Linked DNA regions of Homo sapiens: regions 2, 3, 4 and 5 are each linked to region 1. The links are chromatin loops, found by intact Hi-C in ENCODE. Cell type or tissue: endothelial cell of umbilical vein. All regions are shown on one strand.

Region 1 (5,000 bases):
TTACCCCAAATCCCCACATTAGGGTCCTGAAAGGGGCCATGGGGAACCTCTGGAAGTAGCTATTTGGCCACTTGCCAAGAAACAGTAATACTTTTAATCAAGGTACTAAACTAGGGAATTTCATTAATGTTACCCTTCAAAGTTATGTTAAGCAGGCTGTTACTTGGTTTGAAAAATACTGGTTGAAATTAAAATAGAGACTATTTTTACTGCTAAAGAGCTCTAAGATATTTTTTATGAAAGCTCTCCGATAAAATCAAAGAGAAGGAACATTCCCTTCTAAATACATAAAGAGGCTATTTCTCAGTCAGATGTGGTGGCCCACTCCTATAATCCCAGAACTTTGGGAGGCCAAGGTGGGAGGATTGCTTGAGCCCAGGAGTTCGAGACCAGCCTGGGCAACATGGTGAAACCCTGTCTCTGCTGAAAATACAAAACTTAGCCAGGTGTGGCAGCATGCACCTGTAGTCCCAGATAATCAGGAGGCTGAGGCAGGAGAATCACTTGAACCTGGGAGGTGGAGGCTGCAGAGATCATGCCACTGCACTCCAGCCTGGGCGACAGAGTGAGACCCTGTCTCAAAAGAGGCTATTTGATTGTCAAAAAATTGTAAAAATTTTTTACTAGTTCTCAAAAATTTAAGAATTGAATCCATTCTCACTAGTAAAAAAAATGGTGAAGTCCATTTAGTATGTGTTATTGTTTACTTCTTTATCTTCTGTTATTCCCAAGATTCAATAATTTATGCTTGTTGTTTGAGAACAGGAAGAGAAATATTCTTAAAGAGTAGTGCAAAGTGAACATTATTGTAAAAGAAAAAAGATTCCTATGGTTTAAAAATAATGACCAATACTCAAATAAACAATGTAGTCAACAGCAATGAATGTGAGACGCTTTTAGTGGTATTGTTAATAAAAGAGCTAGAAAATCATAGTCATGATCAATTTTTAAAATATTTACATTGTAATAAATCAGATGGTGATTACTTTTTTAAATTCAAGATTTTTCTTTAGAATAATATTATTTTATACATTAAGTGGTTGAAAATGTCCTTATTAAAATGTTTGCTTCATCTTTCAATGAATAAATGTAGTTCAGGATGTACTTGCATTTGAATTGCACAGTGAACTTATACAAAATTCATCAGTGTGATGTGTTCTGCATTATTATATGTCAGATGACAGTTCACAGGACCTTATAGGTGCCAAACAAGGATTTCTCCTCTCTAATTAGCAGTCCCATTTGATATCAGTGAACCCTTAATAAGAATAGCATAAAATGTGCATTTTGATATAGTATGAAGCAAAAGTTTTTCTTCACTGAAGTGTATGGAAGTGGGTTTAATAATTACCAATGCTCCAGGGGATTGTAAATTTGTATTTATTTATTCTTTGAAAGCTCCCTAGCTCTTCCCCAAAGTATTCTTACACTAAAGAGGGGTTTATTTTATTCATGAGTTTACTTTAAATTCTCCCTTTATTGTTGGAGACTTGCATTTGTTTTCCTGTTATATACTTTACAAAAAGCAACGCTTCTAAGGCGAAATGGTAAATGTGTCCCTCCATTTTTTTTGACCCTTGTTTCACCTGCCACTTCATCTGTGTTTACCCTCTTGTTTCAACACCTGTTTAATTGTGACCTCAGATTTTAAACAGTTTAGATGTGTATAAGAAATACCTGGAAATTTTATATCTCTGAAGAATTTTCCCAGAACATTATGGGAATTCTTTATAAATTTTTCTTTCTAAATATGGAGATTTTACCTTCTTATACATATTATTTAATTTGTACACTTACAATGAAAACAACACAACTCAAATTGTTTTGTCTGAACATGTCACAAAGTCTATGTTGGATGTCATTTTTGTTAGAACCAAAATTAGCTTTATTCAGCTTTATTTGATTCCAACGTAAAGCTAAAAAAAGTGAAGAAATATAATTTTTGTTTGTTTGTTTGTTTCATTGGGACTTTCATTTTATTTCATATTCAATGTGATTATGTGCCTTTAAAATGTTCTCCCTTCCATTCTGCCCTTGTATCTTTGCAGTCATTGTATACAGCAGATTCTAGAAAGTGTTAATCATTGTCACCTAAATGGCATAGTTCACAGGGACCTGAAGGTCAGTATATGGAGTCCATAAATCTGAATCAAAGCAGTTTTATTTTTTTTTCTGGGGAAAGGGCAGAGGGTGGGTATTTAAAATGGTTCCCTTGCCTTTCCCAACTTGTTTCTAAAATGAGTAAATGATGAAATGATAATGCATGATGCCTCTTCCAGTTTGCTCATCTACAGGCTAAATATACATCATAGCAAAAAGGGAAGAATACTAAAGAATACAACCTGCTAAGTTTCCAAGCAGTAAACTACCTACCAAAAGGGATTGAGGAGCAGGCTTTCTTGAATTGCCCAGCATTTGCCTGGAGATAAACTTGGCCTGTGATGTATGTCCGCCTGTAGATTTTAAACACCACTTCTGTTCTGAGACCATGGGTTGCTGTAGCAGAACAACTGGTTACGCATTGCTCCATTTGAGTCTGATGAACCCTTAGGCAAGAGATATTAATTGCCAGCTAAATTAAAGCACAAGAAGTTAATGATTTATCAAAAATTCATTAGGTATCTTAATTTAACCTTAGTGGTGCCCTGACTGTTAATGTGACAGCTTTTAGAACAATACTGGAAAAATGGGAGAGAAAAGGGAAACAATTTATGTGACGGGGTGGAGGCGGAACACCACAGCTATAAAGATTATATTTGTGTTCCACTTTATTTCCTGGAAGAATTTATAACCAGGAAATGATCTCTTGAATGACATAAAGTGTTTTCAAAATGGATTTTTCTAGAACAAATGGACCCACATTCTGGCTCACATCTGGTAAGATCTGATTGTTCTGAGGTAGTAGTCACTCTACTTGAGCAATATGTTTACATGACTGAAGGTGGTACAATACAACCCCAGTTGTCTGCTAGCTCTGCACTTTAACCCAGTCTCTCTGAGGGTATACAGACAGTGAGTGTAAGCTTGGAACTAACACACGCCCCCTGGTGTTTGCATGCAGTCATTGCATTCAGCAGATCCTGGAGGCTGTGCTACACTGCCATCAGATGGGCGTGGTCCATCGGGACCTGAAGGTGAGTAATGCGGTTGAAGAAGATAAACCACCACACAGTTCCTAATGACTGTTCAGCTGCAATTATGCCTGTAAAGGCAAAAATATGAGCAATAAAGTTGTGTGGACTTATTCCAGCACGTTACTCAGGAACTTTCCCTCACCACAGTCTCTCTTATTTCATCTCTAACACACACTTGAGACATATAAATCTTGATTTATCCAGATAGAAATAACTTCCCAACATTAACAATAAATAGGATGCTATATTTCTTTCCTTGTAAGGATGGATATAGCATTAATGTGACTTTCAGTAGGGTTTGATGATCTTCACTCTAAATTTGTTCTGTGTACATTGATCAAACATTTTATATTCATGTGATATATACCCAATATTATGTAAATACTTAGTAAAATTATAAAGTGTGTAGAGATAAAGTTATTAGGTGAAGTTTTAGCCTAAACGATTATGTGCTAAAGAACCTCATTTTGAATTCTGACATTCTCTTTCCCTTAACATTAGTCCTAGGAATTCTGAGGACACTGAGGCCTCTTAGTTTTTTATTTATTTATATTCCTAAAGACCAAGATAATAGTGTCTTCTAAAACTACAGATGTAAAGAAAGCAAAACAAATTTAATCATCAAATAATATTTATGTAGCAAATATATATGGATATCCCTATATACATATTCTCATTTGAATGCCTACTGATACCCTTAAGACTTCACTCAGCTTCTGATACCCTTGAGGACAGAGAATTTTTAGATCATTTAGAAATGAAATAGCTCACAAGGGGAGTACTTTTTCATTAATTTTCCGTCTCCATTTCCCAGCACTCTAGTTTTACCTGTGGAATTTCAGAAAAATAGTGAAGCCTAGAAATCGAAAAGAAAAACTACTGGATGAGTAAAATAGTAAATGTGAGCACTGTATATAGTTTTGATTCTTTCAAACTCAGCATTTTCTAGGCATTAGGACAAAGGTGACAAAGGATAATTTAGAATGTCTAAAACTATGTGTGTTTAGTGAGAGGACCTAGACTTATTTCTCACGTGCAGACTTTTCTGGTTATAAAAAAAATTATAAATCCATATTTCCAGTCACTTAATGTTCTAGAAGACTATATCTCTAAACCAATTACATGAAGATGTGATTTATAAGCAAAACATTGCCTTAGTTTTCTGCAATCTTTTGATTTCATTTAATTCTGAGAGTTTTAAATATCAAAAGCAAAGGTATGGTTAAGGGCATTTTCTTCTGAAGAGCCAAGATCGGACTGTATATCTGCTAACACTTACCAAATGTACCCATTAGTATAAAGCAAAAGCAGTGTGTTTCTTTGAAAATTCATGTATTTTACAGTCACCTCAAAAATTCTTTACTGGCCATTTACAGACAGAGCCCCTTTTGTTACCTCTCAGAACCCACAGCACTACTTTCCTTTTAAGTGAACATATATGAACATGCACATCATTTGTGCAATTTTTTTTCAGACACTTCTATAAATTTATTATTTGAAACATTTTACTCCATGTTATATAACCATAAGTGGACTTTAAAAGCCAAGTATTAAAAAATGTGAATCCTCTTCCATAACTTTAAAGATATTTTTTGTGGAATCGTAATACAGGACTTCTCTAAACATCTGGAATCAGGTGAGCACTTCAAAGACTGGAACTTTAATAGGACATGGGCTGTGAAGAAAAATATATTCTCTGACGTATGAGCTAACGTCACTAATTAAAAACTTAAGCAGATGATTTTTAGGGAGGCTTACTAGCAAAAGAAATAACTTGCTGCATTCCCCACCAGATTTCTTTAAGGCAGGGAAAGTACTTTTGCTCTCCATTCTTATTCTGATTCTGGGAAAGGACAGAAATGAGCT
Region 2 (5,000 bases), 270 kb after region 1:
ATGAGCTATCATCAAATCTTGATCCTCACACAACCCTACATTATCTACTCTGTCCCCATTTCTCCAAGCAAGAATAAGTATCTTTCATTTTTGACAAACAATGTTTCTCCTGAAGCAACTGAAGGAAATTCAGCTTGGAAGCCTTTTCAGGGTCTGATCAGAGGTCCCAGATGCTTCAAAATACTGTATTTGTGTCCATAGACTCTATTGAAAAAAAGGACACACAGATTTTTGTGGACCAAATAAGTTTAGTCAACTTCTTTTTGCTACAATGTGTTTCTTTAGTCTTAGTTACCCCACTGCCTACAGCATGGGCTCTACTAAGGTTAGGTACAGGGATATTTTAGCAAAACAACATAAGCGATCATCAAAGAAGGTGTCAATTCTGGCAATGGAGGAGGTTTGCCTGGTAGATACTCAACCTACAAGATCTGAAAAGCCCTCTTACTCCACAAAGAGGAAACATTTTTGGACTCAAATAATTGCAGCACTCCCAATAAAGACTAAGAGAAGGTTCTGGACTCTGGTGGAAAGAAGCAAAGTTCTCGTGGCCAAAGGACCGTGTGTATTAAGGAGAGGAGACATTATAATGAGCAGAAAGAGAGTCTAAAGTGGAGACTACAGTGGGGATCTTACCATCTGGAGCCCTCTAGGAGTGGCCCCAAAGATGAAGGGCTCATGTTCATTGACAGGCTGGGGCAGATAAGTGAAAGACACTAGAGAGGCATTCCCAGAATACCCATCCTACTGTGGACTCTGGAGTAGACAAATGCTTTATGTCATCTTCTGAACTCGGTACGTGCATGCCTAAGATTAAGGACCATACAAGGTAGAGGCTAGAAATCAAGGCTATGTTTATCTCCTTAGGAAAACTATACACATTATTTTATAATCTAGGTCTTCTCTTACAAGTAGATTGAGAGTCCCTTGTGGAAAGAGAACACACGTTTTACAATTTTACCTCCCATTGAGTACCTATAATCCTTTCTTTGCACATTGTAAGAGTTCAACGAAAGTACTCATGAGTACTAATGAAGTCTTTTGTATCTATGTTGAGAATGGTCAGCCTGGAAAGCTAATGAAAAAAAAAATGCTGGTATGTTAAGTGAGCAGGTATATTTTTATTCCATAGTTGCTCAATCTTCATTCTTTCATCCAAATTTATTGGGAACTCACATATGTTATTAAACACCTCATAGATATGCAAATGAATATGATATGAACACTCCTCTAGTAGCTTATAATCTAGTGTAAAGAAAGACATAAAATATGTGCTGAATTGATGAGGTTGTAGAAAAAAGAGGAGTAAGAACAGTGTGGATAATTATGAACATTTGGCACCCTCTTTTGACAGTTCAAGTACTTTATTATAAACTGTTTATTGGCATCAAAAAGATATAAATATATGTAGATGTATATGTATGTATGTGTACAAAGTTATATATTTATGATATATATAATATATTTATATATAAAATATATATTATACAGAACATATTTTATGTATATATCCTATTTTTTATTTATAATATGTATAAAATTTAAATAGGCATATGAGTATATATGTATATATTTGTATAACAGAAGTGGAATAAATCTCCCTCTATTGCTTTGGGGCACAAAGGACCTAGTGGTTAAGAGCACCGGCTCTAAAGTCAGTCTGCCTGAGGTCAAACACAGGTACAAGCTCTAACACTTATTATTCATATGACTTTGGAAAATTAACCTACTTAAATCTCACCTTCTCATCTGCAAAACGGAGATCATTAGAATACCAGTCTCATGGGGTTATTATGAGATATTGCCTGTAAAGTGCTCGGCATAGTGTTTGGCAAATAAATGGTGGCAGTTTTTTTATTATATTGTCTAATATAGCATAAATATTTTCCCATTACAATCAATATTTTTTAAATAAACCCTGATGTGTTCTCAAAATAGCTGTGCTTAATTAATGAACGAAAGACGCAATGAGGACTTTATGCATTATACGACATTCATATATATTTTCAGTGTAATAAGGGGCCAACTAGAATGGTGGGAAATGCCCTGTCCGTAAGTACAAGTCTTAGTTGGAGCTGTTTCGGAATTTGGTGCTAGATATACACCAAAAAGGCATCCTCCCACCACCTCTGAATCTAGGGACTTAGAGGGATCCATGCTACAGTTAACACAGGTAAAACATTAAAAAAAAAGACAAAGAAACAAATAGAAGTTTGAAGTCGGAAAGAATGAGAGTATAAAAGGACATTTTCATCATAGCATTTGGTTTATAGGAGAGAAGAGAAAATATGTTAATGACTTTATTTCTCAGTTCTCAAAATTCAGACTTCATTCTCTAACACACAGAATGTTAGCAATAAGATTCATCTCTACTGGTTTATAGGCACATCCCCTTAATATTTGCTGACTCTTAAAAAATCTTAAAAAAGATTTTCAAGACGCAACTGGCAGAAATACAAGGGAAAAAAAAGGGTGTCAATACCAAAAGCTACTATCGCTAGGACTAGTCGCAGTTATACTATACCATGTGTTTAAAAGACAATTCTCATGTGTTTTCAGGCGATAGTTACACCCTATGCCTGTAAATCCTTTTCTGTGGTCCTCACCTTGGCAGTGGCATGAGGGGAAGCACCCTTCTCCAGTAACAGCAGCGCCACCTTCTGGTTGTCATAATGAGCAGCAACATGGAGCGGGGTAAGGCCGTTCTGTAAAGGGTGTGTTTAAGTTTCAGCATTAATAAATTAGGGTTAGCTGCCCTGAAGCTACCAGGATGCCTGGAAACTGATATTGATTAAATTCATGTTAATGAATTAATATAGTCAATAGAAAAAAGAACGAAAATAAACAAATCCCTAATAATTTTCATATTAAAAACATAACTAAAATTGAAAATGAGCATACCACCAGCAAAGGGGATCTTGAGGGTCACAATGTAAAAAGGTCTAAACTGCTATGTAAGAAATACTACATTAACATTGCAGGGATTCTTCTTAATATAGAGACTTTCTGGGGCTGTTGTGACAAGACTTTGAGGCACAGCTCAAAATGCTTTCTGAATCAGTGTGTATGTACCTGGACGGTCATGGAAGACATCGCCACCATGTCTATTTGGGATAGTTTCATCAGTTGCTCTCACATTCCTTTCAGAGAAGTGAGAAAAATGTCTTTACAGATCTCCTAATCTATCACCTTCACTGTTACATAATTATAACGTATAGAAAATCTTTACCTTCCCTGCAGAATCTGCGGCAGCACGGCGTTGCAAGAGAAGTTTTGCCACATCCAGGCTTCCATACTTGGCTGCTACATGCAGGGGAGTAAAACCCTTCTGAAAATGTGAGAAACAAAAGTAAAATCGTATTTATTGTTGTAACTCCTCAAAAAATCTTTTTATTTGTTAACATATTGAGCAAAGTATACTGATTCTTCATTTGGAAAAAATACTGGTAGCATTAAATCTGTTAGCCATGAACAAGGACAAAGAAAAAGAATACAATTTAACATACAAAAGTTTGGCTTGATAGACTGAATAAAAGAAATTTTATTTTAAGGGCTTGGAGACTGAAATCTGACTTTATAGGTTTGGGATTTTTAAAAGCCACTAGTGTCAGTAAACTGGCTCCAATTTGTGAATGGGGAAAAAAAGCCTTTTCTTGCCTCTAAAATTAATAGAATTGAAACAACAGCTGCCTTCTCTCCAACCCTCCTTCTCTTTCTTTCAATCCTTTTTATAACACCTGAATTCCAAATTCATTTAAATTTTAGGATATTTTGGCAGCCATAGTAAAAACAAGTATTCGTGAATTAGTTGACATATTTTCTGCAGAAATGGCAAGATAAATGGTCTATAGAACAAAAAACATGTACTATTAAAAAGCAACTCCCATCCTGACTTGTCCCCTTTCCCAAAAGACTCACACTGTCTAAAAGACCAATTGCTTTTGTAAAATACGTTCTACTTCTGGCATGATGTTGGGCTGATTAACACCAGACTTTTAAACACACTGAAGCTTTAGAGCTTTTTTTAGAGGGCTGCTCTCCTACACATGTTGATATGTGTACATTCAGTGTCTTCCGTGCCTAACCAATGGCCTTACTCTGTAATTAGCAGTGTGTTATAAATACAGATAAGTCTCTGGACTAAGATCTCGAGGATGGCACAGTTCCTACACCATGATGTCAAATCCATCCTCTTGGCCAGACAGTTTAACCACATGCTCTTCTGGCACTACAGTGGGAGTGGGGGAATTCTAACACCGATCAGGGCCTGTAAAACACATAGCAAATATGCCTGGGTTAGGTGCTCTAAGCCATGGCTTATCCTGGAACCATTTAAGCCCCCATCATAAACACAGAATATCCCCCAAGAAGCAATATTGCCCTTTCGGTGTCTCCAGACAAATTATTTTTAAATGAGATGACGTTTTTCTTTTTGCTTCTTTTTTGAACATTTGGTATTAATAAATCCTTGGAAGAGAGCGAATCTTCTGGTTTTTTCCAAGTGTGGGACAAACGTAGGAAGTATTTATTCCTTCTTGCATTGTCCATATAAACCAGCATTTGTGGTTAGAGCTCTCCTCCCTCCACTCAATGCACACAATGATTAGGGTGATACTCAGGATGAAACAGAGTTCTTTGAGGCTAACTGCATCATGAGGAAGAAAACATAAACTCCTTATCTTTAAAGTCTTGCTAGAATAGTGATCCAACTCTTATAAGTTTGGAAATGATTATTAGACAAAAATACATAAAATCTACTGTAGAATAACAAAACCAAAGTTAGAAGGCATCTCTTGAGTCACACATCTGCCTTCTTCCTTTATGTTAATCTCACCAAGATTTCATTTACCCTCTTAAATGTCTTTAATAATGATGAATCAACCACTGTTCAGCCCTAGTCAGCTGAACTCTTAAAATGCTGTTTGGCCGGGTGCAGTGGCTCACTCCTGTAATCCCAGCACTTTAGGAGGCCGAGGTGGGTGGGTCACGAGGTCAGGAGA
Region 3 (5,000 bases), 95 kb after region 1:
TATTGCATAATATTCAATGAAAAACGCACAAGGTCTTTGAAAATTCATAGCAATTTTGCATGAGCTTTTGAATCTAACATTCAGCCCTATTTGGTAGCATAATCCTTATTTTAAAGGTAATAAACACTGAAAAGAATTTTTTCCAACATGTGGATTGTGTCATGTTAGAATCCTGAAGTTTTCACATCAAAAGTAAATTATGTCTGGGTCAGTTCAGATAACTCTCAATTATCCGGACTTAATTTATATTAAGCTTTAGAATCCTTTGGTGTCTTAACCATTCTTTCAAGAGGTTGCAGTTCTGTAAGCAGCTGGCTATGGCGAATGTGTAAATCAATTTGCTGTGCCTGACTGAGTATAATGGTACTTGACCATGAGGACAGGCCACAGGAGGAAGTCAAGCTGAAATTTAAAACTCACAAAATGGGTAATTCCAGAGGATAATTGAAAGTTGACTGTAATTAACTTCATGCTTTTGTTGTTGTTTTTAATTAATTGTTTCTTAGACTTGGGTTACAAGCATTCAGATATGTATGGTGCTGTTGTGAATATTTGCCTCATTCAGAGAACTAAACCTTATCAGAGCTTTTAACAAATAGTGCTCCCAGCTGTTGCTTTCAGCAAAGGAGATCTCCAATTAAAGAGAGTAATCATGTTCTCTCTACTTTCGAGACTATATTCCTTGTTAAATTGACTTCTAGGTTTCATTTCCCAAGGAATCTAACAATAATAACAGAAGCTAAGGATGAACTTGAATTTTAAGTCTATTTCAACAAAAGGATTATATTCATTTACTAATTTGTCCAGTAAACAGGAATGCTTAAGATGTATACTTAGATTTAATAATGTGACTGAAGACTGTGTCTCTGTCTCTTTATTTTTAGCTTAGCTTTGTGTGAAAAAATAATTAATACTGATCTTCTAATTTAATACTCTCTTTGTGTAACATTGTATGTTTCTTCTTGTAATGATCACAAGCAAACATCTCTTATACATAGTGTTTTCAATCTATTTGTTAGCCAAGTTATAAAACTGTAGCCTAGTCAAATCTATGGCAAAGCAATTTGATGATATTTTGTAAAACAATATAATTTATTTCTTCCTCCCCCTTTCTCCTTTCAGCTAAATTTCAACAGTGCCACTTCTGCATTCTCTGTTCTCAAGGCACCTGGATGGTGACCCTGGGCCGTCCTCTCCTCCTCTTCATGCATGTTTCTGAGTGCATGAAGTTGTGAAGGTCCTACATGTAATGCATATGTGATGCATCATCTTATCATATATTCCTTCCTATACATTGTTTACACTTCAACTACGGGGATGTTCCACACAAACTTAAATTACTGTTGGCAAAACAATAGGGGGAGATTAGACAAAAAAAAAAATCCACAATATTCCAAGTACAACTCTTCATCAAGTTTCTCTGTTAATGCCAAGATTTAACAGACTTAAGAACTATTGTTCTCTGAATGACAGTTGTAAGAGAAATGTAAATTTTTTAGAACTCTTTGCTGTTAATCTGTTTTGGTTTGTTTGGTTTTTTTTTTTTTTTTTAAGGTAAAAAAAAAATACACCTTCAGTTTCCTGGTGTGATCCTGGTTAAAATGGATGATTTTTCATTGAAAGTTTTGCTGATTAACAATTAAAGTGGGATGATATGTGGGCAAAATCACTTATGAAAGTAGAAGCAAGAATCAGTTGGTTTGCTACCACATAAAGCCATGCTGTTTTTGGTCAAACTGTGTAAACTGGAAAAATTCACATCATTTCTGAGTTTAATCACTTTAGGATATATTCACATTGTTTTGGTGAATTTGCTGAATTGAATTGTTTTTCTTTCTCAAATCTGTGATCTCTTTTCTTTATCCTGTTTCTTTGTTCCTTTCGTTTGCTTTCTTATTTTTCTTTTGTTCCATTCTTTTCTTACTTTTTTCCCTTTTCCTTTTTTGGGGAGGCTGGCTAGTAGTGTGTGAGAAAAGAATAGAAGTGAAATTTGCATAATGAATGTAAAAGGGAAATAAAAGTCTTTTGAAGGTAGCTATACTAGCACTTTTGATCATCTTCAGGGCCCACAAAAATGTTGTCAAGATTTTAAAGGTTTATAATTCTGCTTAAGCTCTAGTTTGGACTTAGGTATCCTAACTATGTTGGAGGTATTTGCATTGTTTAAAGTTAGGATAAAAGCAAGTTCCTCCTGTGACTGCAACGTCTTACTGATTGGGACAGTTGCCAGGAGGATACCAACTTGATAGCAGAGGGGGTTTTATGCAAACGCACTCACCTCCGCCTTGGGGAATGAAAGGGTCACTTCTGCATCATCACTAGCTAGTTTTCTAGTGTTAGAGAGGCTTACAAATGTTTGCCATTCTCATAAGTGTTTTGAACTTGATCTTTGTGACTTGTGCTTTTTTAGCTTCTCTCTTGAATCAGAGTATCATTGTCTTCCTCCAAGGAGTTAGAATTTCCCAGTTTAAAACAAAAAGGGAAATGTCCTAGGTTTTCTTTGTGCTTCTCATTTTTCCTTTGTTGATTCAATTCCTGTGATTTTTGTTCTCTTCCCTGAAGTGCTTTACAGTGCATGGAATCTCCATCATTGTTATTTTAACGATAGTAATTCACAGTCCTCAGAAGCCTATTTTTAAAGCAGAAGCAAAAAAGAAAAACAAAATAACAAAAACAACCCTTCCTCTTTTCTCTCATCTCACCTCTCTGTGTTGATTACTAATCATCTTAGATATTATTGCTAGTGGATGTATGGTAGATGGGTTGAAGCTTTTCTGATAATTATTACACAATTTAAAACAACATATATATTTAAAATAAATATATACAGTAAATATATTGAGCCATGTTAACCTGCCAATGAGATCTGTGAAAAAATAATGGCCTCATTTTTCTCTTTTTAATTTCTTTTACCCTTTTGTGAAGCAGCTATACGTGGCATACATGTATTTAAAGAAAAAAAAATAGATGTAGAGTGTTTTTTTTACACTTTTAACTTAGCATGTGGTGTTGAAGTATTACTGTAGATCAAGTTTGTCTTCCGCACTAAGATGTGAGGAAATTGTGATTTGTTCTCTCCACCACAAATGAATTACACATTTATTATCTTCTATCATTTTGAAACACTGCAGTTTACCATGGGACACTGTATATATTTCTTGCCATAATGGTAAAGGACTGATTGATATATTTAAGAGTTAATAAATTTGTGATTTCTGCTGACAGTGCGTCCATCTTTATTTCTTCAGAAGAGGTACTGTATGTATGCCTGCATAGTGCTGGCCAGTGTCAAGGGCAGTGTGTCCTACTCTGGTCTCATTTAGTACATAACAATTTGCACTTGGTGAGAATGGCAAGTTAATTGTTCTCTGTGAGCAAAACAATGGTCTCTTCTGGGAAAATGTTGCTGAGAACAATATAGTTAACAACTAAGACTCCTAAAAGCTTCTCTAAACTGTACCCTCCAATCCAGCCTTCACATGGCTGCTTTTTTTTTTTTTTTTTAATACGAACCTGTCCTTGTAACACTTTGATGTTATCATTTCTGGGATACAGGCAAGCACCCCAGCTCCTGCTACTCCCCAGCTTGAACTTGAGCATACATGGATGCTCAGCTTCTTTTGATTTGCTAAAAACATCACACTTGCTCACATGCCTGTTTATGCTGTTCATGTTGTTTATGTTTCTTACCTAGAATAAATAGTCTCTTCCCCTACTTCTTTTCCCGACTTCTTACTTTTTCCTAAGATTCAGTGTACAGCATCATGCTCCACAGCAAACCTTCCTAGGCCCTATTCTGGGCTTGCCTTCCCTCTCAAAACCTACATAATAGATTGTATTTACCTCTCCTGTCAACCACATTGTTTTGAAAATATATTTCTATTTGTGTCTCCTCTACTGCAGTATAATGTCTCCATGGGCAAGAACTGTGTATTCATCATTGCATTCCTAAACCCAAACCAAGGCCAGGAATGGAGATATCATTGATAAATAGTTGTTGAATTGAGGCCAAGCCCTTTTGATAACAGAAGCCTCAAGGGGTACCCAGATAGTCCTTGTTTTAATGATGGGTTCTCTCACCACTGTCTTGATGCTCTGAGCAAGTTACCTCTTCCCTCTGACCCTCAGTTTCCATATTTGTAAAATGAGAATAAACATACCAACTTAATAAAGATATTGTGAGGATTAATGGGTACAGAGTGACTAGAATGATATTTGATAGAAATTAAATGGTAGCAGTATAACTATTCTGATCACTGACATTAATATTCCTATTGTTATTATTCTTTGCTCACGAGGGTATACAACTCTTGTTTTGCTGTTGGGCTGCCCTCTTTATGTAGGTTTACTGTTAATGCTGAGGATATACTCGGACTCAAATGTCTCAGCAGAAGGCTGAGAGACACCAAATGAAGTGGTCATCTAGCTGAATGTAGGAAAAATGAAATGTAGTAGCAAATCAGTATATTCTAAGGAAATTTTCAAGGAATATTAATCTTCACCCAAATTTTGAATTTTTATGTAAAAAATTATAATTTAAGGGTAAACATAGATGACACAGCTTTCGAGTGATTTCATTGAATAAAATTCTACTGACTTCTATGAACCTTTCATGGCTCTGTGGTCTTTTTATCAGATTTTTTAAAGGTGAGAATGTACAAAAAGATTACAATGAAGATCAGCGTACTAGACCATGTGTCCATGAACTGAACAACAGCTGTCATAAACCACCCTAACCTGAGAAAGCAGCAGGAAGCATTTACAGCATTCCTGCTTTTCTCTCAGACAAAACCAATTCTCAGAAGAGAGCTAGAATGTTCTCCTGCAGACTGGAGTAGGAAAAGTTGATAACAGATTAAGCAGTAATTGTACTCCAGAAGGATTTGCATTTAGGCTTTTGCTGCTTTACAACAGAAAAAAAAAATTCTTGTTTGTCCGTAAAAAGTGTTTTTATGTTTTTTTAAATGTCACCAACATTTAAAAATTGGATATGTCATGTA
Region 4 (5,000 bases), 230 kb before region 1:
TCTCCCACATTCTTGGTCATCCAAGTCCTTCCACCAAAGCTTGTTTCCAGTTATCAGAAAATTCCTCTACTTCCTTAATCTTTTTATTGAACATTTCCTTCAGATTCTTGTTGAAATTAACCTGACTCCAGCAAACCCTGCTTTCCCTAGAGCCCTTCAAGTGGAAAATGTCTTTATTTTTTCTTCTTTTTCCCCCCTGAGATGGAGTTTCACTCTGTTGCCCAGGCTGGAATGCAGTGGAGCCATCTCAGCTCACTGCAACCTCCGCCTCCTGGGTTAAAGCGATTCTCCTGCCTCAGCCTCCCGAGTAGCTGGGAATTACAGGTGCATGTCACCATGCCTGGCTAATTTTTTGTATTTTTAGTAGAGACGGGGTTTCACCATGTTGGCCAGGCTGGTCTCGAACTCCTGACCTCGTGATCCACCCACCTCGGCCTCCCAAAGTGCTGGGATTACAGGCGTGAGCCACCACACCCAGCCTATTATTTTCCTCTTATATGCTACATACTACATACGCTTAGAGCTTGAGGTAGCGTCCTCTCTGCTCCCTGTTGCTACTTCCAAACTGTCACTCCTATTTCACACTTCAAAACTCTGTCTTTTGAAACACACGTTATCATTCTTTGCCACTATGGATTCCCTTCTTGTTAAGCAACGTAGGGACCTCTGAGTCACTGCTCTTCACTCATTTATATATTTTCTGTCATCATGGCTATCTACTTCAAAATCCAATTAGATGACCCAACACCTTGACCTCAATCCCTTTGTTTCCTTACCTCTAATAATCTTGTCCTCTATCACTCTTCCGTGACCCACTCATGTGTCATATCTAGACATTGTCATCACCCTGTACCATCTTTGAATTTCTCTTTTAAACATCTCATTCTGTCATTTCCTATTCTTCTAGCCTACTTACTCTAGTACTCTACTCATGCAATTCACCAGTTCATTACTAGCACTAATTCATTAACCCCATAACTTTCCTTTATTCATCTTACCTCGTGTCCTCACGTCACTTGTACAGCTTGTTTTTCATGTTTCCATCATATAACTACTTTTTTTTTGAGAGAGAGAGAGAGAGACTGAGTCACATTCTATCACCCAGGCTGGAATGCAGAGGCATAAGCATAGCTCACTGTAACCTCACCTTTCTGGACTCAAGCATTCCTCCCCCCTCAGCCTCCTGAATATTTTAGACTACAGGTGCTCACCACCACACCCAGCTAATTTTCTTATTTTTCTGGAGATGGGGGTCTCACTGTGTTGCCTAGGCAGGTCTTCAACTCCTGGGCTGAAGCAATACTCCTGCCTAGGCCTCCCAAAGTGTTGGGATTACAATTATGAGCCATTGTGCCCAGCTTTACTTTCTAACAAATGTCCTTAATGCCCCTTTTTCTTTCTCCCTCAATTATTCTTCCCTGGCAAAACCTAAACACTGGTCAAATCCAACTAACTGTTAATATGTTCCTACATTCAAGTGGTTGAACACTACTGGAGAATGTTACATAATTACGCTTATTGGAATCAGCGTGAACAACATCTTGCTGAAGACAATGGCTAATTCTATGCTTTCATCTGTCACTTCCTGCTCGTTAAAAGATTTTTTTTCTCTAGGTATGTTACCTATTATTGTGTGTTTCAGCTTGAGTGTGCTTGCATTTAAAACCACCATAAGTGCATTTTTATATACAATTCTCTCAAGATAACATTCCATAAGCCAATGACTTGACCTCTACCTCCTTTTCAGCTCTTCAGGGAGTAACAAAAATACAGGATTTCCTTATGACTAGCTATAGCAAAAAATTGTTACAGAACACATATTTAGTGCATCGTGCGTTTGCTTTCTGTTGTGTTTTGCTTTATTTCCCCATGTATATAGCCTTTAAGAATCTATGACCTAGATAAGCCTTTAAATACCTAGTCATTTAACATTGTAATCCATTAACCATTTTATCTTTCCCTTGTCCCCCATACAAGATTTTGGACCACATGTAATTTCCATCTTCCAACTATCAGATATTGTTCAATGGCATTTAACTTCTTACTCTCAGATGTTGTTAAATGCACTGACTCAGTTCTTCCAAAGCCTATAAAGAATGCATCCTCACCAGGTACCTTTGCTTTGTCCTACATCTCAAACTCAATAAGCTCCAAATCTTTAGTCTCTACAGACTGCATCTGCTTTAGAAAAACTGCACTGTGTCTGCCACAGCCCTCATTGAATGTTTTTGGGTTTTTTTTTTTTTTTAGGGGGAGGAATGAGGGTCTATGAAGGGAAGATGTGATGTTTCCTTATTTGTAAAATAATAAGAATATAATAAATATCATGAGGTTTTTCTGATGTTTCAATGAGTTAATGCATGTAAATGTCAGCAGAGTCCTGGCATGTAGTAAGCATCTAATAAATGTCACTTTTACAATAATTATTAATACTTAGCCCAGTCTCTCTACCCTTGGCTTCACATTACTAATATTTACCAATTAACTCAAGGAAAAAATAATTTTTTTTGGTTGGTTCTCTTTGCCTCTTTGTCATCTTTTCTCTTATCTCCAGAGAGTCTTTTCTAGTCATCTGTTGGCCTCTCTTCTGAGTAGGTATTCTAAGAGCCTCTCCCTCGTGTTCATTCTAGTACTTCACCCTAATTATATTGTCTTCCACTTTCACTAAGGTGCTTTGGGAAATTTATCAAGTAATAATTGTAAAATAACCACCCTAATGCTACAGTTGTTTAGAAGTAAACATTCCAATAAACATAAACATTAAAATTAATTTTAACTACAACATTTGTTCTTTATATAATATCCATGGAGTCAAAGTGTCTATTTCTTTTCAAAATTTACCAGAAGCCCTTAATGAAATGTCCATCAGTATTTCTAGATTACTAACGGTGATCACAAATTTCAAGCCCTCTAGTGGTCAACATTATCTTGCTCATTCTCTAAGACTGACAGTATTCTTCAAATACATTGAAAAATTAGTATAACTTACAAAAACATTTCCACCAAGAGAGGATTAGATATTATCCATGTCCCCTTCTCAGTGTACTACAGCTCAAGCCAAATTATTCATTACAACAAAAAAGTTGTTGGATATCAATGTTAATTAAATTTTAATATTTATTTTTATTGGGAATAAGAAAAAAATCCCAAAACCAAGATAAATTATCAGTTCTTCCTGACTTGAAAGTGAGTAAAATATTTTAGAAATACAATAAATTTAGTTTTTTGGCTTCAGAACCAGAGGTGGCCACTTACTATTTATATGTTACTTAGAGGAACTAATAAATATTTCTAAGCACCAGTTTCTAACAGTTTTTAAAAACTCTAGGCTATAATATTTACCTGATAGAAATTATAGGAAGGAAACAAGATTAAAATACAGATTTTGACTAATTTACTACATAGAACAGAATAGGTGCTCATCAAATCCATAAAATAATCATGGTGTCATTACTTTTGAGTAATAAAGGAAAATTAAGAGATTTCTCTAATGTCCTACAAAATTCATATTCTTACTGGAATTACCTGATTAAATCTAACATCAAATGCATTTTGTGTGCATTTAAATAACAATTATTCCAAGTTATATATGACTTAATAAGATAGTTACCCCTTTTGCAAAACTCTATGATTTAAGTTTTTAATTTAACTCACAGTGTGCTATTTTTTAAACTGCAGAAACACGTCTTTTTCTTCCATTTCAAGAACTAAAAACAAAATTAGTTTTATTCAAAAAAATGGCCAGCTATAAATAACTGCAGTGATTCTGTGTAGTTAATGTAAGGCTATTACAAATATTTAGGATTAAAAAGAAAAAATAGAGACATGAAAATAGTAATGCATGGAAATGGTATCTGACTTTTTAATCTCTAAAAAACTAAATTAGTTTTTGATGAAATTATGTGATAATTATATTTTATTTGTAAAATATCCTTGCTGCATTGTGTGATTGAGTACACATATAATACTATGAAAATAAAACATATTATTCTTCTCTTATTTTTTTGATGAAAGAAAATGTATAGACTGAATTTCACTCATATAGACCAGGTAATAATTTATCCTATTTTACTGTAAAGTCACCAAGTCAAGCTTTAATGAATTTTATATGTAGGGACATATGTCTATTTCCTTGACCTAATTTCTCTGCCAAATTTAGATCTAGAAATGTGTAAACATGGTGTAGCGGTTTTTTTCTACAAGCCACGTAGATTCTTAATTGGAAAGGATCCCTGTTCCGAAAGACAGATAAAAGAAAAACAACACAAAAATTAATATGTATATTTCACGTATACATAGGAGACACCCAGGGAATGAGTAATTCTCAAAGGAGTGGCTTTGAATCCCAGCTTACATAGCATCTTCAACAAAGAACAGTATACTTTTTAGAGAAATAAGACAAAGGAAAAAGACTTTGAGTCGCTATAGTCAGCAACTTGGGGAAAGGCAAATAAATGATGGATAAAGGCTAGTCAGTAAAGGTTACTAATGTAGATCCCTTGGGTATTTCAGATGATAAGTGTCCAAACCTTTTGTATTTATAAATCTATATACCGCTTTTAAGCAAATAAAAACTAAAAATAAAAAAAGGGAGGACAGAAAGCTTTCCTGCATTTGCTTCTTCTTAATTGTCTTCAGCAAAATGTGAAAAATCCACACTTTGGGGCTGCATATTCTGGTCTCCTACAGTAAATCCATAGGGTTCAATCTATAATAAAAAGGAAGTAAGTATGCCAGATGAAATAAGGAATGCCAAGTTAAATTTGGATTTCAGACAGTGAATAATTATTTAACATCCATATGTCCCATGCAATAATTTTAAGTATATTGTATCTCAAATATTACATGGGCATATACTAAATAATTTATTGTTTATCTGAAATTCAGATTTAATGGGGTGCCCTGTATTTTTATTTGCTAAATTTGGTAACCTCAAAAGAAAGATTAAAATTATTCTGGGGAAAACATACAAAACAAATATTTCAACAATCATACCTTAT
Region 5 (5,000 bases), 79 kb after region 1:
AATTCAGATGTTTAGAATGCAGTTAGAAATATGAGCATGGAGCCTAGAAAGATTTAAGGTCTCCGAGATAGAGAATTGGCAGTCTTCAGCATGCGGTCAGAGCCAGAGGAGTGAATGAGATTGCCAAGAGTAACCAAATGAAATAATTAAGAGGCTAAGGATGTATCCTGGGAAACATCATCAGAAGTGCTAAGGAAAAAGAATGATCCATGGAGGATTGGATATGGAAACAAAGAAAGAATTGAATCCAGAAGAAACCCCAGGTTTTGAGCTGGGAGACTGGCAAAATTGTGGTTTCATTAGCAAAAATGAGTAAGTCAGGAAAACAAAGGAGTTCGATGATCAGTTTTAGACAAGTCAAAAAGTGTTTTCTGTCATTGTCAATAAACGATAAGACATACTACTTTATACTTAAATTATTTCCATTTGTCAATTTTATATTTCTTAAAGGCTGTCTGGTTATCACCAAATAATGTACCATCATATATTTTAAAAAGGTCATTGGATTGGGAATCGAAACCAATTGAGTTTGTTCTGGACCTACTATTCATTCAAATACTTATTAAACATTTCCTATATGCCATGCACTGTGTTATCTGCTAGAGATGCAATGGTGCAGTACCACCCTTCTAGAGTAATAGAGAAAACTGATTAATCGGTTACATGCAAATAAATATGTAAATACAAGTGTACTAAGTGCTTTTAAAAATCAGGTGCCAGCTATGTATGAATTCATAACATCGCGGGGACCTGACCTAACATGAGGCTCAGGGAAGACTTTTTTTTTTTTTTCTTTTTTTTGAGACAAAGTCTCGCTCTGTCACCAGGCTGGAGTGCAATGGTGCAATCTCAGCTCACTGCAACCTCCACCTACCGGGTTCAAGTGATTCTCCTGCCTCAGTCTCCCGAGTAGCTGGGACTACATGTGCGTGCCACCACACCTAGCTAAGGTTTGTACTTTTAGCAGAGACGGGGTTTCACCATGTTGGCCAGGATGGTCTCTTGACCTCGTGATCCACCCGCCTCGGCCTCTCCAAGTGCTGAGATTACAGGCATGAGCCACCGCGCCTGGCCCAGGGAAGGCATTTTTGAAGAAATAATAGTTGAATTGAGATCTGATAAAAGAAGTAGGAGCAAAATGGGGGGGGTGCAGTTTTCCAAGAAGAGAAGACAGTACATATAAAGGGCTGGTAATAGGAGGCAGAATGTCCATTTTGAATTGGTAAAACAAAGGAGCAAGAGTGGATTGGAGAAGATAAAGTCAAAGAGTCTGAATGAGTCTAATGAGATGGGCAGAGTCCAGATTACGCAAGGTTTTGTAGTCTCTCTTCAGGTACCTATCCTGAGAGCAGTGAGAAGGTTTTAGAAGAGTTCAAATAGAAGGTTATCTGAAGAGATAGGCATTTAAAAAAAAGAAAGAGAGAGAGAGAGGTGGTTGCATTGTAGAGAACAGAATAGTGAAGAGCAAAATTGGTTGCAGAAACACTAAATCAGAGGGCTGTTACAGAGCCTGGACAAGAAATGATGGGTGCTTATACCCAGAGAGAGTGGGGGTGAAGAGGAAAAAAAGTCAAAAAGAAGAGGAAGGCAAATTCAACAGAACTTAATGGATTGGCTTGAGGTGCTGGATTTAGGGAGTCAAATATGATCCTCAGGTTTCTTTCTGGCTTATGCAACTGAGAGATGATCTTGCCATTCACCAAAATGGGGATCCATGGAAGAGCAAGCAGGCTTGTAGTGGTGGAAGTTCTTAAGCTCAGTTCAGTATATGTTGGGTTTGAGGTCCATTTGAGATACCCAAATGGAGGCTCAAAAATAGCCTTGACACATAGATCTGAAGGAAGAGTCTAGAAAGGAGGTTAACAATTTGGGAGTCATTGGAATATAGATGACTATTTAAAACACTGGTGTACACAGGACTTTAGGGATGCAGCATGAGATAAGGAGAGGGACTCAAATTGAGTCTTTAGAAGGAATTGAAGCATTTAATATCCAGGTAGAGAAGGATAACATGGCAAATGAGAATGAGAACATGTAGAAAAGCAAGAGAGTTAAGTAAAAGGAGAGTGTTCCAAGACAAGAAGGTGGGAAGGAGTGATCAGCAAACTCCATACCTTTGGGCAATGCGCATAATCCCTTTATTTATCTGTTAAACCAAGAAATAATCACTGCATTCCTGAGTATTGTTATAGTAACCAAATCTAATGTTTGAGGAAATGTTGAAATCTGTAAGTTGTTTTATTATGTAGTTACTCTCAGTTCTTGGGTTTTATTTTGTTTTCAAACACTGGGATCATTCACACCCTTATCTTACTCTTCCAGGCCTCTTAGAACAAGAGCCAAAAATATATGAATTTGAAAGGGAAAATGTTCCCAATTCTTTGTGCATAATTGCATGGAAAGTAATTCCACTCAGAACCTGGAACATCTCTCCCACTTGGTTTTCTCTTTTTCCTTTTCCTAAGAATCTAGAAATCGCCAGAAAGTACTTTGTGTCCTATGAGTATAGGCTTGAGCACTTCAGTTCTAGAAATAAACCTAGTAGGTAAACAGCTTCCTGCGATTAAATGGCTAGCTCTGGAGTGGAAGAAGCTTCTGGTATTCAGGGAACACCTTACTGGTACATTCTGCATTCATCGTGGTATAATTAGGGACACATCACAAGCTCTCCACTTTGACTTTTGGAGTGGTTATTTATTACTTGGTGTTCAGGAAGAGGGAAGGCCAGATGAGAATGGACCCCCTCCCCACACAACTTGTCTGTCCAAGCCACTGACACAGTAACTGTTCCTCAACCTCACTGCTGATTGAGAGTAGAGCTAGCTAACACCAAACCCTCGCTCTTCCTCTAGGTCAGATGCTGGGCTTGTGGCAACAGTTCCAACAACAAGCTGACTACTATATACAAATGATTCATTTCCAGCCTTCTGCTTTCCTTTAAAGAGTCAGCTGTCATGTGCCGCCTGTGACTCACTCAAGCTCCTTTGCCCCAGTGAAATAAGCACTCTAAAGATTCCTGAGTTCCAGGCCCCTCCTAAGCCAAACGAGTCACATTGTTTTTATGGTGATACAGCACAGAAGCATCCTGGCTAATTCCCATTTGTTGTCCTGCCAGCAAAAGCACCATCGTTTCTAAGCATAAGAAGTGAGAGAAGGCAATTTGTGTTGCTTTGTTTATGCAGGACAACCCTTAAGCCAGTTGTGGCATGCAAAATACTTAAGAGTGAATGCGTATTTCCACAGTGGTTCAGAAAGTAAAAGATGGCCATATACACCCGATGATTCTAATTCCATATTATGCTTGTGAGGCAGTGCAGAGACTTTCAGAAACTTTAGGAAGTGATCCTAAACTCTTCACACTCTATAAACTGAAGCCTACCCTAATGAAGCTCCACGAAGGACGTTGATCTTATGCTCATTTCAAATTGGCCATGTTTTCTAAACTGTAGTTTTTCCTATCAGCTGTATATCAGACCAAAAAAAAAAATCTGTTAGTTTGAAATGAGGATTTCATGTGAGAGAGAAGTTTTGGTGGCCACATTTTTATAATCTCATTTTCTGAGATCCTCCTCACCCGTATCCCTTATATTCCAGAATCGGGTCAGCTGTCATTAGCTTTTGCCAAATGTTCATACTGTTGAGGGCACAGACAGATGAATCACCTATTGCCTAACTGAATTAAGCTAAAATGTGTCACTGGCAGGATCCTTATTACAAAATCATGCCCTGATACCACTTCTGTCACTATGTTTTGCTGTTGAATGTATTATTGATATTCATCAATCAAATGAGCAAGGGCAAGAAATGTTTTGGACTTCTGTAGGAGCTGTGTTATATTACTTTATATAAATGAAAAGTAATTATGTAACTAAATATGAATTCTAACCCATATAGTGATTTTTTAATATTATAGACCTTGACATTGTTAGCAACCATATTATGGACTAACTTAATCACATTTTATAGGATAGTTTATTACTTGTATTTGTTATGATATAGTCTCATATAGTCTCGATGAAGTAAAATGTGGTTTATAGAAAATTTATTTTTAAATAATGTCATCACCTAGGTAACCTGAAGTTTCAGAGTGAAAGTAAGCATTTAAGCTTGTGGTTAAAATCTGCTTGATGAAGATCAGATTCATAAAAAATGCAAACTGGTTTCTTTAGTCAATAAAGAATAAAACCTGAGGTCAGCTTTCTTCGTGATCAATAGCCTCACTACCTCAGTAAGATAAGATGGGAAGTAACATTTTGTGATTCCCAGTCTATGTTCAGTGATTTTAAGGGAATATCGCAATATTCTTAAAATCCAGTAAAATTTGATTTCTAAAATATTTCATGCAGTAATTTTATAAATAAGAGAACAGTGTTCTGAAATCAAGAAAAGTTTATTAGTCTCAATTGATTAAATTCACAAACATTGAGCATCTATTCCATAAAAGACACTGAACAAAGCTTTTTAGGCTATACAAGAAAATAAAATGTTCTTTGCCCTCGGGAAGCTTTTAAGTTAACAAGGAAGACACATTACACAGTACAGAAAGTTTAATAACAATTTAAAACAAGTAATAATGTGTTTTAAACTAAAGAAGGTATCAAGAGATAGCATATGCATAATTGCCGAGTGATACAGATGCTGCAGGCTTTCAAAAAAGAGAAAGAACACTTGAGGCAGATGTCAGTAGAAACAAATTCACTGAATAGATAGGATTTGAGCCAAACCACTATTAATAATTTCACCAATTATGGGCTAGGAATAGAAACAAATCATGATTGGTGTTGGGTTTGACAGCTATACCTGGAGGCTTTCATCTTATTATCTGCCTACATCTACAGTATTGATTCATATGTCACTTCTTCAATTTGTAGAGTTTACTAAAGGCCATTTGTCTAAAAACAAAGGCCAGTCACAGTGTCGGCATCCTTTTGTAGAGTTTGTCAAGCAGAAAAGTGAGAAAATGCAAATAATTATATAAAGTTCAATATCTCAATGCAAGA

The links. Hi-C counts contacts between places; a loop is a spot of excess contacts. Peaks named below come from ENCODE experiments on the same cell type or tissue, not always from the same donor. Only the 100,000 strongest peaks of a DNase experiment are listed, where the experiment ranks them.
Region 2: a loop joins it to region 1, with 2.1 times the contacts of the local background. A loop is called at or near these places in 2 of 110 quality-filtered maps.
Region 3: a loop joins it to region 1, with 5 times the contacts of the local background. A loop is called at or near these places in 11 of 110 quality-filtered maps.
Region 4: a loop joins it to region 1, with 8 times the contacts of the local background. A loop is called at or near these places in 3 of 110 quality-filtered maps.
Region 5: it touches region 1 in a loop (2.0-fold over the local background); 10 of 110 quality-filtered maps call a loop at or near these places.

Annotation. Positions count from the first base shown.
Region 1 is chr4:113,545,778-113,550,777 of GRCh38, reverse strand. It overlaps CAMK2D (calcium/calmodulin dependent protein kinase II delta), which reads left to right. Exons shown (of 21, transcript NM_001321571.2): 6 at 3,062-3,134. Among named protein-coding and RNA genes, the nearest start is that of CAMK2D, 210 kb to the left of the region's middle. RefSeq lists silencers at 2,866-2,955, 2,966-3,135. In endothelial cell of umbilical vein, a CTCF peak has its summit at 3,046 (motif pointing left); a DNase peak (open chromatin) is centred at 2,997; H3K27ac peaks cover 292 bases.
Region 2 is chr4:113,276,165-113,281,164 of GRCh38, reverse strand. It overlaps ANK2 (ankyrin 2), which reads right to left. Exons shown (of 46, transcript NM_001148.6): 16 at 3,230-3,328; 17 at 2,607-2,705. Among named protein-coding and RNA genes, the nearest start is that of MIR8082, 130 kb to the right of the region's middle. RefSeq lists a silencer at 2,588-2,762. In endothelial cell of umbilical vein, a CTCF peak has its summit at 2,646 (motif pointing left); a DNase peak (open chromatin) is centred at 2,634; H3K27me3 peaks cover 1,307 bases.
Region 3 is chr4:113,450,638-113,455,637 of GRCh38, reverse strand. It overlaps CAMK2D (calcium/calmodulin dependent protein kinase II delta), which reads left to right. Exons shown (of 21, transcript NM_001321571.2): 21 at 1,123-4,606. Among named protein-coding and RNA genes, the nearest start is that of MIR8082, 300 kb to the right of the region's middle. RefSeq lists an enhancer at 2,802-3,349. In endothelial cell of umbilical vein, no CTCF peak of the experiment used is centred here; a DNase peak (open chromatin) is centred at 2,287; H3K27ac peaks cover 1,240 bases.
Region 4 is chr4:113,779,559-113,784,558 of GRCh38, reverse strand. No RefSeq gene overlaps it. Among named protein-coding and RNA genes, the nearest start is that of CAMK2D, 20 kb to the right of the region's middle. In endothelial cell of umbilical vein, a CTCF peak has its summit at 2,932 (motif pointing left); a DNase peak (open chromatin) is centred at 2,898; H3K27ac peaks cover 3 bases.
Region 5 is chr4:113,466,438-113,471,437 of GRCh38, reverse strand. All of the region lies in intron 16 of CAMK2D (calcium/calmodulin dependent protein kinase II delta), which reads left to right. Among named protein-coding and RNA genes, the nearest start is that of CAMK2D, 290 kb to the left of the region's middle. In endothelial cell of umbilical vein, no CTCF peak of the experiment used is centred here; DNase peaks (open chromatin) are centred at 2,297, 3,017 and 3,647; H3K27ac peaks cover 2,913 bases.